2 separate regions of the Homo sapiens genome follow, and region 1 is linked to region 2. The links are chromatin loops, found by intact Hi-C in ENCODE. Cell type or tissue: psoas muscle. All regions are shown on one strand. Each heading gives the region's core, and the rest is flanking DNA. Links, peaks and the distances in the headings are about the cores only.

What was found. Hi-C counts contacts between places; a loop is a spot of excess contacts. Peaks named below come from ENCODE experiments on the same cell type or tissue, not always from the same donor. Only the 100,000 strongest peaks of a DNase experiment are listed, where the experiment ranks them.
Region 1: it touches region 2 in a loop (2.3-fold over the local background); 38 of 110 quality-filtered maps call a loop at or near these places.

What each region holds. Positions count from the first base shown.
Region 1 is chr1:244,661,312-244,670,065 of GRCh38, reverse strand. The region is part of intron 1 of DESI2 (desumoylating isopeptidase 2); the gene reads right to left. Among named protein-coding and RNA genes, the nearest start is that of DESI2, 13 kb to the right of the region's middle. In psoas muscle, for the core only: no CTCF peak of the experiment used is centred there; no DNase peak of the experiment used is centred there; H3K4me3 peaks cover 757 bases; H3K27ac peaks cover 1,481 bases.
Region 2 is chr1:244,980,736-244,989,489 of GRCh38, reverse strand. The region is part of intron 2 of DRC8 (dynein regulatory complex subunit 8); the gene reads right to left. Among named protein-coding and RNA genes, the nearest start is that of EFCAB2-AS1, 14 kb to the right of the region's middle. In psoas muscle, for the core only: no CTCF peak of the experiment used is centred there; no DNase peak of the experiment used is centred there.

The DNA of each region.
Region 1 (8,754 bases), core at 380-8,379, 320 kb after region 2:
AGAATCACTTGAACCCAGGAGGCAGAGGTTGCAGTGAGCCAAGATTGTGCCATCGCACTCCAGCCTAGGAACAAGAGCGAAACTCCCTATCAAAAAAAAAAAAGAATTATTTATATTCTTGAGAAGTATAGGTCTCAGTGAAAGGCTTCTTCAAGTAAGACAGTAGTTTTAAAGGATGCCTATATATTAGTGAAGTACATGAGCAGAGGGCTGGAGAACCACATCTTACTTTGGTGCTAGGACCTTACAGCCCTGTACTTGCTTAAGTCCATGGAGATAGTAATTACACAGAAGGTGGCCAAGGAATGACCACTAATACTAATACACACTTACCTCCTCTGACACCATCCAGTGTCACTGAAGTCTAGTTTCTTTTTTTCTTTTTTTGAGATGGAGTTTCGCTCCTGTTGTCCAGACTGGAGTGTAATGGTGCGATCTTGGCTCACCGCAACCTCTGCCTCCCGGGTTCAGGCAATTCTCCTGCCTCAGCCTCCCAAATAGCTAGGATTACAGGCATATGCCACCACGCCCAGCTAATTTTGTATTTTTAGTAGTGATGGGGTTTCTCCATATTGGTCAGGCTAGTCTCGAACTCCTGACCTCAGGTGATCCGCCCACCTCGGCCTCCCAAAGTGCTGAGATTACAGGTGTGAGCCAGAGCAACTGGCCAGTCTAGTTTCTTTTTTTAAGCAAGAATAAAAAGGTTTTCTTATTAAGATTCTGAAAAGAAGAAAGTAAAATGTACAAGTTTAATAAAAACAGGTTTTCTGGCCAGGCACGGTGGCTCATGCCTGTAATCCCAGCACTTTGGGAGGCCAAGGTGGGACAATCACTTAAGCCCAGGAGTTCAAGACCAGCCTGGGCCACATAGTGAGACCCTATCTCTACAAAAAAATTAAACAATTAGCCGGGTGTGGCGGTGCATAGTCCCAGCTACTCAGGGGGCTGACGTGGGAGGTTTGTTGGAGGTTGGGAGGTCAAAGCCTGCAGTGAGCCATGACTATGCCACTGCACTCTAGACTGGGTGTCAAAGTAAGACCCTGTCTCACAAAAAAGGGCCTTTCAAAATATTTTTAAGAAGCATTCTAAAGTATTAATATGATAAAAGGGAAGAGAAAAAAATTGCAGAAAAATTATCCTCTTAAAATATGGGGGAAGGCAATAACTACAAAAATAAGTACAGTTACTTTTGGGCTCAATCTTGCCTCAATGGAAAAAACTGGCCTAAATATTTTCATTCATTATTTTAAAGTATTGTTTACAGAAACGAATTGATTGTGCTATATTACTGTCATGTTATTCTTCAGATAGAGAACGTTCATTAAACTTCATTTTTGTCAATGATTTGCCCCTCATCAGTTTAATAAAATTTTATGCTTCCTGCTTGAAAGTAACATTGACAAATGCCATCTCTTTTTTCTGTAACTTAAAACACTTAATATAACCACTTAGGGCCTGGGCCTGACTTCCATAAAAGATAGTATTAAATAATCTGGATAAGTATAAGAATAACCATTTCTCCTCAAAAACTAGAATCAGTGTTCATGTTAGAGGTTGAGTGAATTGAAGCAAGTGTTTGACTTATTTCTCAAAAAAGGGTGCTCAGGGAAAAGAAGACATTTCAATTTTTGAGTTTTTAAAAAGCCCCATATCAGTTGTGACTAGTGGAGATCGTGGGCTAATTACTGTCTTTGATGTAAGTTTACACTGTTAAACTACCTTATGAGGTCTTGTTGGTACTAATGCATTGAATCCAAGATAAAAATTGAGAAACACTATTCTAGAAAGACCCCCCTAAATTGTATGTCAGTTTAAATCTCATTTTAAAAAGACAGCATACCAGCAGATCTATAAACAAAGCAACTTTGATTGAACAAAACATAGGTATACCTCTTCTGCTGTGTCCAGAACTTTGCTAGACAGTGGGGATACAAAGATGATTAATTCACAATCCTTGTCCATAAGGAACTCTTAAGTATGTAAATAATCACAATTTGATAAGTGTTAAAACAACAAATGTATACATATAGTCAATACCTCATTTTGTGGATGTCACTCTAAAATGTACTGTCAGCTTTTTCTTTCATAATGAAATAGTCCATGTAAAATACGTAAATTATGTCAGGGATGTTCAGCCAAGTAATTTAACCAAGATCACACAATGAGTGACTACGCTTCAGCACCAGCAATGGCTTGTGTCTTTCAGCCCTCTCACTGGCTGGTCACCTCTGGAGGCCTGCTTCTCTCTGCTATCCTAATGGATCTCCCTAGCCTGTCAGGTGACAGGTGAGAGCCCTAAACCATTGCACTAGTTCAGAGTAAGAGTCAGGACTGAAGAAAAGTTAGGACTGAGGAGGGGGCAGCAAGAGGCTGTATTTGACCTTTTCCTCCTTGGTCAAGCCTGCTTCTGTTATAGCAAGAGGCAGTGTAATGCAGTTTGTGGTACAACCTGGAATCAGGATGCATGGATTTGTATCCTACCCCCTTTTTAGCTGTGTGGCCTTGGGAAAGTTAGTTAACTTATCTGTGCCTCTCTAAAATGGGAATAGTAATAATACCTAGCATACAATATCATTGTAAGGATCATGTGAGTCATTTTAACCCACCTCTTTCATCAGCGTGACCTGGATGTGAGACCCGGAGTCAAAGGAGAACATTTTGCAGCTGTAAAATTTGACTGCCCCACTGGATTTTGGACTTGCATGGGCCCTTTAACCCCTCTGTTTTGGCCAATTTCTCCCATTTGGAATGGCTGTATTTATCCAATACCTGTATCCCCATTATATCTAGGAAGTAGCTAGCTTGCTTTTGATTTTACAGGCTCATAGGAAGGGACTTGCCTTGTCTCAGATGAGACTTTGGACTGTGGACTTTTGGGTTAATGCTGAAATGAGTTAAGACTTTAGGGGACTGCTAAGAAGGTATGATTGGTTTTGAAATGTGAGGACATGAGATTTGGAGGGACCAGGGGTGGAATGATATGGTTTGGCTATGTCCCCAGCCAAATCTCAACTTGTATTGTATCTCCCAGAATTCCCATGTATTGTGGGAGGGACCCAGGGGGAGGTAATTGAATCATGGGGGCCAGTCTTTACCATGCTATTCTCGTGATAGTGAATAAGAATCACGAGATCTGATGGGTTTATCAGGCATTTCCACTTCTGCTTCTTCCTCATTTTTCTCTTGCTGCCACCACGTAACAAGTGCCTTTTGCCACCCGCCATGATTCTGAGGCCTCCCGAGCCACATGGAACTGTAAGTCCAATTAAACCTCTTTTTGTTCCCAGTTTCAGTTATGTCTTTAAAAAGGAACTAATATAGACACTGCGTCTGCCCTCAGGGTCACTACAGAGTGGGAAACTTAAAAAATCCTTATTGCTGTATTATTGTTTGATACCCACAGATAAAAGAGCAACAGGTCAGAATGAATGAGACTGATTAAAACAGTTCTTGTTCACTTATTTGTTAGGCTTAAAAGTAATATATTTCTAAAGAAGTTCATTTAAAAAGACAAACCTTCAGCTTGAGAACACGATACAATATGGTTGATGGTTAATAGAGATAAATATTAAAGTATATCACTAATTCTCCTCAGTTTGAATGAATGGGGACTATAAAATATAGCATATTCATTCACTGATTGGAGTGATAGAGTAGAAAGTAAAAAAAAACTGATGAGGCAGAAAAGAGTGGTGACAATTCTGAAAGAGAAGTCCTTGTATAGATAGGAGAGAGGATGGGTTCTAGTACACAGCGGAAGGTTTCATCTCAGATAGAGACATGGACAATTCATTCCATATGATCAGAGAGAACGCAGACTACATATGGTAAAACAGTGGTGGTGGAAGGATGAGAAAACTGCCTTTTCTTTTCTCTTCAGTGAAATAAGCTGTGAGGTAATCTCTGAAAATAAGCTGAGAGTAGGGAATGGGGAGAAAGTATGACATATTGTAGTTGTCTCGGAGAGTGGGAATGTCAACTGACCAGAGAAATAAGGAAGCACTGCTAGACAGTATTTAGGGCCCTCTTGGGGTTTGTGGTCACAATTGTAAAGTGAGATCTGTCACTATGGTTGTTTTTCTCTAGCCCTATTCAGCTGCCGCGGTGTAGATGGTGAGCTGATTTTAACTACGGAGACAAGTATGACAGAGGGAGTGACTGTAACAGTAGACTGCAGAATAGCCCAGATGAAGAGGGGAGCAAAGAAGTGATTATTTTAAGGAACTGGCTCACACAACTGTGGGGCTTGATAGATCTGAAATCTTCAGAGTAGGTCTGCAGGATGCAGATTCAGGGAAGAGGTGATGTTGCAGCTTGTCTGGAGCCAAAATTCGTTCTTCCTTGGGGAACTTAGTTTTTCTTTTAAGGCCTTCAACTGACTGGATGAAGCCCATCCATATTTTGAAGGGTAATTTCTTTACTCAAAATCTATAAAATTGTTACATCTAAAAAGCACCTTAGCAGCAACATCTAGACTGGTGTCTGACTAAAACTGGGTACCATGGTCTACTCAAGTCGACACATAGCATTAACTATGACAGAAATAGTCACAGAAAAGATTTAGGAGGCAGGGCAGTTTTTAGATCACTGTATATCCATGAGTGCCACAGAGTGCAGAAGTTAGTTCAGGGAGGGGTGTAAGATGAGGACAAACAAAAAGAGAATCAGCATATTTCTGGGTTATGGAGGGGATGAGATGAGGAAAAAGAAATACAGCATGACAGTTAGGAGCGCAGATTTTAGTGTTAAGAGCTCTTGTTCAAGACTGTGCTCTACCACTATGGCGTGACTCTGAGCTTGCTTTTCAACTAGGCCTCAGTTTCATCAACTTAAAAAGGGATAATAATATAAGGAAATGGCTTAGTATAGTGGCATACTGAAAACACTAAAAAAAAAAAATCAGGTATTAATATCGGAAGATTCAATATCAAAACTGATATCAAAACTTGCTGGAAGAGACTAGTATAATTCAACATCTAATAATGGTGCAGGAAGAGGCAGAAATGAATAGCACAGACAGTCTTCAAACAGACCTAAATATCCATGATAATTTAGTACAACATAAACATAGTATGTGCCACAAATTAACATGGGGAAGCATGGATTATTCAATAAACAGCATTGGGATAACTGGCATTCCACTTGGGAACAAACATGTAGATTATTTCTATCATTTTTTGCAAGGAAAAATCTAGGGAAGGACTGGAAGATGAAAGGTTATAAAAGACCAACAGTTTTGACCACATAGAACAAAATTTCTGTAAGGCAAAGGACACTTATAAATACACTTACCAAGCTTAATAGGGGATTTTAATTTATTTACTGTCATTTCATAACTTATATGCTTGGTCCTATTTGTATTTATTTTTGAGACAGGGTCTTGCTCTGTTGCCCAGACTGAGTGCAGTGGCACAATCATGGCTTACTGCAGCCTCGACCTTCTGGGCTGAGGCAATCCTCCCATCTCAGTCCCTTAAGTAGCTGGAATCACAGGCATGGGCCTGGCTAATTTATTTATTTTTTGTAGAGATAAGGTCCCACTACCACCCACCTCAGCCTCTCAAAGTGCTGGGATTACAGGCCTGAGCCACAGTGCCTGGCCTTGACTTCATTTCATATTGAACTTTTCTCTGTTTTTTCTATTACACCATATGGATTACGTCTTCGTTGCTCTTTTCCCTGTAGGTTTGATTTTCTCCCAATAATACATCTTAATGAAAAAAATTAACACATACACTCAAATATAATCTTCCAAAACAAGAATTAAGTATATTTACAACACACGTCCTTCTATATAGGGCTGCTACAAGCTTTTACCTCTTCTCTCTCACCCAAGGTTTGTTCAACATAACCTGAAAACTTAATTTTTAAAAATCATCATGCTTGTTCTCTTCAAAGAGTAATTCTGGACACTGGCCCTGTTTTTAACCACAGTTATAAGATTTAGCTATGTTAAATGAGTATTGATGGCCATGGCCTTTCCTTTTAGTGTAACCACCCCATTGTTAAGTTCTTAAATAATTTTTTTTTTTTTTTTTTTTTTTTCCTGAGACGGAGTCTCACTCTGTCGCCCAGGCTGGCGTGCAGTGGCGCAATCTCGGCTCACTGCAACCTCCGCCTCCCAGGTTCACGCCATTCTCCTGCCTCAGCCTCCCGAGCAGCTGGGACTACAGGCGCCCGCCACCACGCCTGGCTAATTTTTTGTATTTTTAGCAGAGATGGGGTTTCACCGTGTTAGCCAGGATGGTCTCGATCTCCTGACCTCATGATCCGTCCACCTTGGCCTCCCAAAGTGCTGGGATTACAGGCGTGAGCCACCGTGCCCGGCCAAGTTCTTGAATAATTTTTTAACCCCCAGAAAGGTATCTACATATTGTCTATGTCCTTTTGTACATGAATGACAACTGGAGAAGCTATAGTATTCAGACATAAATCTTTTCCCTTTTAATACTCTGTAGATAATGCTCTACTTTATTATTCAGCCTTTGGTATAAGCAAAGAGAAGTCTGAAATTAGCCTGATTTTGTTCCCGTGTAACTTTTTTGCCTTTGTGTATTTGTAGGATTTTTTACTTTATTCTTAAAATTTGCAGCCAGGTGCGGTGGCTCACGCCTGTAATCCCAGCACTTTGGGAGGCTGAGGTGGGCGGATCACGAGGTCAGGAGATCGAGACCATCCTGGCTAACATGGTGAAACCCCGTCTCTACTAAAAATACAAAAAATTAGCCGGGCGTGGTGGCAGGCGCCTGTAGTCCCAGCTACTCAGAAGACTGAGGCAGAAGAATGGCGTGAACCCAGGAGGCGGAGCTTGCACTGAGCCGAGACGGATGCCAGCCTGGGCGACAGAGCGAGACTCCATGTCAAAAAAAAGGAAAAAAAAAAACTGCAAGTTAAACCAGGCTTTGGTTGAATGGTCCTAACTTTTAAAAAGTTTTGCCTATCACTTGATCCTTTTGACCCTTCTACTTGAATTTCTGACTTTCTAAATCTTGTTGTTTTCTCTTTAGTTCCCAATCTAACTCCCTTTCTAGTTAAAAATTAGGAAATGGTGCTTTTCATTTTTGTGGAATCTATCCTAATCCCAGATTTTTCCCTTTCTGGTGGTACTGCTTGTTCTATTTTCAATGATCCTACTGAATCTACCTGAGAACTTAAATCAACAATTCCTTAAAAACTTCTCTTGTTTCTTGCTGTACATTTACTTAACAGGTAGCATGTGGCCCGATTTACAGCCTTGATGTTTGCTTACCCTCTGTCTGGAACACTTTCTCCTTTCTACATGGTATACTTCACCTTTCAGGAATGCCTTCTTAGTGAGGCCTTTCTTGACCACTCTCTTTGAAACTGCAGTAACCGGTAACTATACCATCCTGACTTACACTGTCCCTCCCCTTCTTTGCTTTACTTTCCTCTTTAGCACTAATTACCACTTACTATCTCATATATATTTTATTAGCTTTATTCTGTTTAATAGACAGTTTAGATAGATGAGTTTGGCATTATTTAACTATTTTCTGGATAAAAATTTCAAAAAACAAAAAACATCCTGTTTTCATCAATGGGGGTGGAGGGAAGAATATGATAGAAAAGATGTCAGTTCTTCCCAAGTTAATTTATAAGTTTAGTGCAAGCCCAATTAAAAAAATCTATGGACTTCTGGGTATATATCCAAAAAAATCGAAAGCAGGACTTGAATAGACATTTTTATTTTTATAAACCCATGTTCACACACCATTATTCATAACAGCCAAAGGATGGAAGTAACCTGTGTCTAATGACACTGAAAATTAGCTTGATTTAGAAAAAAACAAACAACCCCATCAACAAGTGGGCAAAGGACATGAACAGACACTTCTCAAAAGAAGACATTTATGCAGCCAAAAGACACATGAAAAAATGCTCATCACTGGCCATCAGAGAAATGCAAATCAAAACCACAATGAGATACCTTCTCACACCAGTTAGAATGGCGATCATTAAGAAGTCAGGAAACAACAGGTGCTGGAGAGGATGTGGAGAAATAGGAACACTTTTACACTGTTGTGGGACTGTAAACTAGTTCAACCATTGTGGAAGTCAGTGTGGCAATTCCTCAGGGATCTAGAACTAGAAATACCATTTGACCCAGCCATCCCATTACTGGGTATGTACCCAAAGGATTATAAATCATGCTGCTATAAAGACACATGCACACGTATGTTTACTGCGGCACTATTCACAATAGCAAAGACTTGGAACCAACCCAAATGTCCATCAATGATAGACTGGATTAAGAAAATGTGGCACATACACATCATGGAATACTATGCAGCCATAAAAAATGATGAGTTCATGTCCTTTGTAGGGACATGGATGAAGCTGGAAACCATCATTCTCAGCAAACTATCACAAGGACAAAAAACCAAACACCGCATGTTCTCACTCATAGGTGGGAATTGAACAAGGAGAACACTTGGACACAGGAAGGGGAACATCACACACTGGGGCCTGTGGTGGGGTGGGGGGAGCGGGGAGGGATAGCATTAGGAGATATACCTAATGTGAATGATGAGTTAATGGGTGCAGCACACCAACACGGCACATGTATACATATGTAACAAACCTGCACATTGTGCACATGTACCCTAGAACTTAAAGTATAATAATAAAAAAAAAGAAAATTAGCTTGATTTCTGTGGCATATACATACACAGTGGAATATTACTCAGCCTTAAAAAGGAAGGAAATTCTGATACATGCTGCAACATAGATAAA
Region 2 (8,754 bases), core at 552-8,551:
TTCCACCAGTCTAATCAGGACACAAACATCAAATTCTAATAGAGGGGCATTCTGACCCATTCTGAAAACTGTCAAGGAGGTCATTAAAGACAAGGAAAACCTGAGAAACGATCACAGCCAAGAGGAGCCGAAGGAGCCATAGCAACTAAATGGTAACCTGGTGTCCTTGATGGGACTCCGGAGCAGAAAAGGACATTAGGTAAAAATTAAGAAAATCTGAGTAAAGTATGGACTTTAGTTAATTTTTAAAATTACTTTATTGGCCTGGTGTGGTGACTCATGCCTGTAATCCCAACACTTCGGGAGGCCAAGGTGGGAGAATCGCTTGTGCCCAGGAATTCAAGACCAGCCTGGACAACAAAGTGGGTCCTTGTCTCTACAAAAAATAAATAAATAATAACTAAATAAATCAAAATTACTTTATTAACATTGTACTTTGAACAAATTTTGCCACCATTTCTAGGTTGCAATACAGTGTCATGGTTAAGATCACAGACTCTAGAACCAGACCACCTGGTTTAAAGATCATATTCTTACATATTCATACGTACATAGCTCTGTAATCTTTAGGATAAATAACTGCTCAAATATTCAGTTTTTCTCATCTGTGAAAAGCACAATATCGAGTATCTAGCTGACAAGGTTGTTTTGAGGGTTACCACCTGAACTATAGGAATATTCAATCAAAGTTACCCATTATCATTACTAATTTTTTGTAACGTAGGGAAGTTGCCTAGTATCTCAGGAAAGTAAGTTACACAGATTTGGTTGAGAGAAAATAAGTTTTCTATTAGTCATTCACAGGAAGCATATATGGAAAGAGAGAAAACAGGCAAAGGTCTAATGTCACACTCAGTGTTATTAGCATTACTTTTCATGAAGATATAAGCCTTATAGGAATCTGATGACATTTCACTAACAATATTTTGGAACTAGCAATTACTATAATTTTTGCAATGGGTTGGATACGCATATCATCTTTCCTAAATATTAAATAAAATTTTTTATTTCATGCTCCTTTAAAAATATATTATTTACCTTATTTTTAGTTGTTCCTACTCTAATAGGCCACAAAATATAAACAGCAGTGTTGCTTATTATAAAATAAATATAACTAAATTAGTATGTCAATATAATAACAAAATGCCACTTAATTGATAAAAATCCCAGTTGAGGCAAGTTATACCATTATATAATAATTCTCTAGCTACCCAGGAGGCTAAGGCGGGAGGATCGCTTGAGCCCAAGAGTTCAAGGCCAGCCTAGGCAACATAGTGGGACCCGATCTCATTTAAAAAAATAATAAATTAAATAGTTCCCTTTTCACTTTAATTCCATATTGGGTATATGAAAGCCAACAATTTCACACTGTATTTGTTTTCCATCAATGGAAATGCTGCAAAGACTAAAAAACTACATATTGCACTAAGTTAAAATCTAAACCATAGGAGAAAAACAACAAAAAAAGTTAAACTTAATTTCGAAAGAACAAATTAATGATAATAAATACAAAGGAGCAGTCATAACAAAACACAAGTCAAATCACCTAAGGATATAAGAGAAGTTTTTTAAACAAATAGTGCAGCTGAGTTTTTTCTAACATGGAGATGTCTGTTTACATATTTAAATATCTAATTAGATACTCAAAATCCCACCTACAGAAATTAAGATAAAATAATAAGCCCCAAGAGGAATACTTACCATGGGAACTGTTTAAAGCATACAAAAAAGAAGGTAAAGAAATGCCCTCAAGGTTAATTAACTGAAAGTACAGATAATGTTATTGTTCTATTTGACCCAATTAATACCAATACATATTCCAGACATATGCTGTCAAAAAAAAAAAAATCAAGAATCCAATTCTTGGCCTTTGGCTGGGGGGGTCAGGGGAGAGAGGTGGTAGGAATAGTTCTTTGAGAATTCTTTTTTCATAAACAACTTGATCCAAAGACAATATACCACCAAAACACTAGGCTTAAAATGAAATACCGTAGCTGTGGCTCACACCTGTAATCCCAGCACTTTGGCAGGCTGAGGTGGGCGGATCACTTGAGGTCAGGAGTTCGAAACCAGCCTGGCCAACATGGTGAAACCCCATGTCTACTAAAAATACAAAAAAAAATTAGCCAGGTGTGGTGATGCACGCCTGTAATCTCAGCTACTCGGAAGGCGGAGGAATGAGAATTGCTTGAACCCGGGAGGTGGAGGTTGTAGTGAGCTGAGAACGCGCCATTGCACTCCAGCCAGAGCGACAGAGCAAGACTCCATCTCAAAAAAAAAAAAAGAAAGAAATACTGTACTCAATCATCATCTACTTTTATGTTAATCTGTGCTTTCATTTATGAAATGTTTGTTGATCAGCTACCATCTACTATAAATACATTCTAACTTAAAAGGAAAACAGACCAGCTATAGTAAATCACAACAGATCAGTGCTAAAACTTAGTGACATACACAGACAGCCCTACGGAGGCACAAGAGTGGCACCCACCTCAGACTTGAGGATGGACCTTAGATAAAGATGAGAAGCAAGAGTCAGAAGTTGGACTGAAAGGTGTTCATTCATCCCTGTCTCCTCCAGTCCCCACATCCAGTCACAAAAACGTTTAGACTCTCTTGACTCTCAAACCTTCTCTGCCATTTCCTCCGCTGCTGTCTAATCCAAGACACCACCATCATTATCTGCTCTTGCCGTGCTCCACCCTTCCACAGTGCAAGCAAGTGATCTTTTTTTTTTTTTTTTTTGAGACAGGGTCTCACTATGTTACCCAGGCTGGAGTGCAGTGGCTATTCACAGGTGTGATCATAGCTCACTGCATCCTCGAACTTCTAGGCTCAAGCAATCCTCCCACCTCAGCCTCCCAAGTAGCTGGGACTCCAGGCTCGTGCCATCACATCTGGCCAAGTGACCTCTTAAAAACATAATGAATTGTATCATTTCCCTGTTTAAAAAGCTCCAATGGCTCCCTCTTGCTCTTGTATAGAAGTCAGCCTCCCTGACCTGGTCTTCACAAAGACCTGGCCTCTGCCTACTTTCAAACTTCATTTCACACCATTCTTCCCACCTTCATGTCTCCATTCCAGCCACAATGGAGCCTCGTGCAACTCCTCTAATAAGCTATGCTCCTTTCTTACTTCAGGCTTGTAAATTCGCAGTTCCATCTGTTACTAGTAGTAGTTTTTGGTAGAGGAAATGTCACATTCAAAGCCACTGAAGTAAGAAAAATTTAAATCAGACCAGGCATGGTGGCTCATGCCTGTAATCCCAGCACTTTGGGAGGCCGAGGTGGGCGGGTCACCTGAGGTCAGGAGTTCAAGACCAGCCTGACCAACATGGAGAAACCCCGTCTCTACTAAAAATATAAAATTAGCCAGGCATGGTGGCACACGCCTGTAATCCCAGCTACTCGGGAGGCTGAGGCATAAGAATCACTTGAACCTGGGAGGTGGAGGTTGTGGTGAGCTGAGATCATGCCACTGTACTTCAGCCTGGGCAACAAGAGTGAAACTCTGTCTGAAAAAAAAATAAAAGAAAGAAAAAAGAAAAATTTAAATCAGATGTCCCTTTTGTGGAACCCTGAACTTTTTTGAACTGCTTATAACAATTATGTATTTTTTTTTTTTTTGAGATGGAGTCTCCCTCTGTTGCCCAGGCTGGAGTTCAGTGGCACGATCTCGGCTCACTGCAACCTCTGCCTCCCGGGTTCAAGCAATTCTCATGCCTCCGCCTCCCAAGTAGCTCAGATTACAGGTGTGTGCCACCATGCCTGGCTAATTTTTGTATTTTAGTAGAGACGGGGGTTTCACCACATTAGCCAGGCTGGTCTTGAACTCCTGGCCTCGAGTGATCTGCCCACCTTGGCCTCCCAAAGTATTGGGATTACAGGTGTGTGCCACCACACCTGGCCCAATAATTATGTAACTCTTTAATGGTTCTCTCCTCTACAGCAATATCTAAGAGGACAGGGCCCAAATCTGTTTTATTCCCCAACATCTAGCACCAGGCCTAACACGGTAAGTAAGGACTCATAACATTTCTAGAGCTCTTACGGCATGTGAAGTTCTCCACAACATCCTTTACCACCACATGGGACAGGCTCTGCTATGCTCCTCATTTGACATGTGAAGAAATTAGAACACCTAAGTACCTTGCCTAAAGTTATCCAGCTCTAAAGTGGCAAAGCCAGAATTTGAGCCCATAAGGATTAACTACAGACTTCATGTTCTTAACCACTAAGCAATGCTATTTACTAAATGAAGTCTGGGATAAGGAAACAATATGTGCGCAGGCTAGCACTTTCATTACAGGAACAACAAAGAAATTGCTCTCTATGATGAAGCGTATAATGAAGTGTAGAATGCGTGAATGGTGATACCACACATGTAATCAGAAAAAAAAAAAAAAAAAAAAAACCCTGGAGACAGAAGACATCCTTGTCTGTTTTGTTAGAATTCAGACTATCCTAAGGGTAATGGGAAGACATTAAGGATTTTAGGTAGAGAATTCATTAACCAATAACCAGATTTACAGCATAATAAATGAAAACAAGTAAACCAGGTAAGAGGTTTTTGTAAGGAGCCAGTAAGTACAGATAAACACGTATGTGTCAGGAAATTGAGGGAGTTTTTTTTTTTTTTTGAAGGGGGGGTGTTTTTTGACAGAGTCTTGCTCTGTCGCCCAGGCTGGAGTGTAGTGGCATGATCTCGGCTCACCGCAACCTCCACCTCCCAGGTTCAAGCGATTCTCCTGCCTCAGCCTCCCGAGTAGCTGGGACTACAGGCGTGTGCCACCACACCTGGCTCATTTTTATACTTTTAGTAGAGACAGGGTTTCTCTGTGTTGGCCAGGCTGGTCTCGAACTCCTGACCTCAGGTGATCCACCTGCCTCAATTTCCCAAAGTGCTGGGATTACAGGTGTGAGCCACCACACATAGCCTATTTTCAGTATTTTAAAAGGATTCACAGAAAAATACATTTACTCTTAATAAGAAGATGCAAGGTGCCATCAATGTGCTACTCCTGGTTCCTGCATTCTTGCAACAAATATTTACAGTGATTACTATATCCTACACATTTTCTAAATCCAGGGATTTAGTAACAAAAGAAACAAAATATCTAGTTTCCTATCATTTCCACTGTAACAGGATAGAGAGACAATAAGCAAATCTGTATTTTATCCTGATCATAAGCTCTGAATGGCAATATGTGGGTCTATGATTGATTTCTTTAAAATTGGAGAGAAATAATGTAATTAATACAAAAGGATCACAAGGTACTCACAGAATTGGGAAATTGGGTTATCCTCTGTAACTAGGAAGACCCACCAGAGATGGGATTCAACAAAATTATTCCCCCCCCCCAAAAAAATTAGCCAGGTACGGTGGCATACACCTGTAGTCCCAGCTACTCAGGAGTCTGAGGTGGGAGGACCGCTTGAGCACAGGAGTTTGAGGCTGCAGTGAGCTAAGATTGGGCCACTGCACTCCAGCCTGGATGACAGAGAGAAACCCTGTCTCTCCAGAAAAAAAAGAAATTTTTCCAAAGTGGGTAGAGGATGAGGATCAAAGCTGGGTCAAAAAAAAAATCCTTGTATAAGAACATTTACAACAGAACATTTTTAAACAATTTAAATATCTAACAGTTAGACAAACCTTAAGTAAATCATAGTGACCATAAGTATTAATGTTAGGTTAAGTTGGTGCAAAAGTAATTGCGGTATTTCCGGTTACTTTTTTTTTTTTTTTTTTTTGAGACAGAGTCTTGCTCTACTGCCCAGGCTGGAGTACAATGGCATGACCTTGGCTCACTGCAACCTCCGCCTCCTGAGTACAAGTGATTCTCCTGCCTCGGCCTCCCGAGTAGCTGGGATTACAAGCATGCGCCACCACAACTGGCTAATTTTTGTATTTTTAGTAGAGACAGGGTTTCACCATGATGGCCAGGCTGGTCTCAAACTCCTGACCTCAAGTGGTCCGCCCACCTCAGCCTCCCAAAGTGCTGGAATTACAGGTGTGAGCTACCACGCCAGGCCCGATTACTTTTAATAGCAAAAACCACAATTACTTTTGCACCAACCTAATATAATGAATGCAACTCCTTTATATGTCTTTAAGAAATACTTGTGACATGAAAAAATGTTTCTAATAGTAAGTGAAAAAAGCTGGACATAAAACCATATTCAATATCATCTCAAGTTTGTAAAACAAAACAAAATACAAATCTGCCTAGACAAAACCTAGAAGGAAATACACTGAAATGGCAAAATTCACTTTAAATTTTAGATCAATGTTTCTTAACAGCATGCTCATCCTGTGGTAACTTGTTAGAAATGCAAATTTCCAGACCCCCTCACTCCAGATTACTGAGGGTGAGACCCAACAATCTATGTTTTAACAAGCTTTCCAGATGATTTTCTTCTTTTTTTTTCCCTAGGAGATTGGAGTCTCACCCTCTTGCAATGGCGCGATATCAGCTCATTGCAACCTCTGCCTCCTGGATTCAAGAAATTCTTCTGCCTCAGGCTCCCAAGTAGCTAAGATTACAGGCACCCACCACCACACCTGGCTAATTTTTTGTATTTTTATTTTTAGTACAGACAGGGTTTCACCATGTTGGCCAGGCTGGTCTCGATCTCCTGACCTCAGGTGATCCACCCGCCTCAGCCTCCCAAAGTGCTGGGCCCGCTCAGCCCATTTTTTCAAATATTTCTTCTGCTCTATTCTTTCTTTTCCTTCTGGCATTCAATTACATGTTATTTCACACCTTTTAAATTATCCCATGGTTCTTGGGTGTTGTTTTTTCATTCTTTTCTCTCTTTGCAATTCAGTTTGGAAAGTTTCTAGTGACATACCTTCAAGCTCAATGATTCTTTCCTCAGCCACATTGAGTCTATGGACTCCAGGGTCCGAGTGATTCTCCTGCCTCAGCCTCACAAGTAGCTGGGACTACAGGCACACGCCACCACGCCTGGCTAATTTTTGTCTTTTTGTAGAGATGGGGTTTTGCCATGTTGGCTAGGCTGGTCTCACACTCCTAACCTCAAGTGACCCACCCTCCTTGGCCTCCCAAAGTGCTGGGATTACAGGCATGCGTCACCAAGCCCGGCCTGAACCTTTAACATATTAATCACAGTTCTTTAAATTCCTTGATAATTACAAAACACCCATTATCATATATCTAAGTCTGGTTCTGATGCTTGCTTTGTCTCTTCGGGCTGTTTTTCTTGCCTATTAGCATGTCTTGTCATTTTTTGTTGGAAGCCAGACATGATAGTAATCAGCTACTAGTGTGAGGCTTTACCCCAATCTGGCTAGGAGTAGGGCTGTGTTTAATGTTTGCTGTAGCTGTAGGTGCCAGATTCCTCTTCAGGCTTCCCTAAGAACTTGTCCTTAAATAGAGTCTCCACCTTGTAGGTCTTCCAGCTGCAAGCCGCTGTCAGTTGGTCTGAGTTGTATTCCTGTTGATGTGGTGGTGAGGGATGGGTGAGGAGAATTCTATCAACTTACGATGAAATCTCAGTCTTTTAGTGGACCTGTGTCAATGGGCTGTGACCTTCACAAGTGTTTTTCAGCTTTTTCCATCCGTTGAGATAAGACCAGACTAGCGGCCACTGAAATTGGCCTTTTTATGAAGAATGCACTAGCATATTTCAAAAGCGTTGCTTTCCCCTTCCCCTGTTAAACCAACCTTGCTTGGCTCTTCACCAGAATAACCCCGTGGGGTTCCTAGGAGTAAAACCGGAGGAAGTGTGAGGGACCGCCTAAGACTGCAGGCCTCCAGGAGTTTCTCACTCTCATGACAGTCCACACGCAGCCTCCACCAATTTGTCAAAATTAACAAATATTTCTTGCAGTTTATGGCTCCAGGAGCAACCGGAGTGATGACTTCCAAGCGCTTACCTTTTGAGCTGAAACTGGAAGGCTGCTTTACCTATCTAAGCCTCCATTTCCTTACTTGTGGAAAGCGGGTAACAGAGGCACCTACCACATAGATTTATTGTAAGGATTAAAGGACATAATACACGTAAAACATTCAGCCCAGTGCCTACTTCAGAGTAAGTGCTCTATAAATGTTAACCATTGGGGAGTTTTTCCCAACATTTTTAAGTGCTTCCTTCATGAAATTCTTCCTACTTGGCTTTTGTGACACTATTTGCTCATTTTCCCATGATTTTGCAATTGTGCTTTCAATCTTATTCACAAGTTATTTTTCTCTGTTCAATTACTGATTTTTACCCAGAGTTCTGATCCTAGTCACTTCTCCTTTCAGTCAACATTTTTTTTTGGCGGTGGGGTGGTGGGGTGGGGACAGAGAGTCTCACTCTGTCATCCAGGCTGGAGTGCAATGGCGTGATCTCGGCTCACTGCAACCTCTGCCTCCCCAGGTTCAAGCGATTCTCCTGCCTCAGCCTCTCAAGTAGCTGGGATTACAGACGCCTGCCACCACACCTGGCTAATTTTTGTGTTTTGGGTAGAGAGGGGGTTTTGCCATGTTGGTCAGGCTGGTCTCGAACTGCCTACCTCAGGTAATCCACCCGCCTGGGCCTCCCAAGGTGCTGGGATTACAGGCGTGAACCACCACGCCCGGCCTCAGTCAACAAAATTGTATCCATTTTTTCTGGACATTCTCAACCATTCCCAAGACTACAACCACTTACAGAGGAATACATTCAAGCGATCCAACACACATCATTCTCATTTTTCATTCAACAGATATTTAGGTACCAAGCACACAGTGCTGCCTATGTTATATCT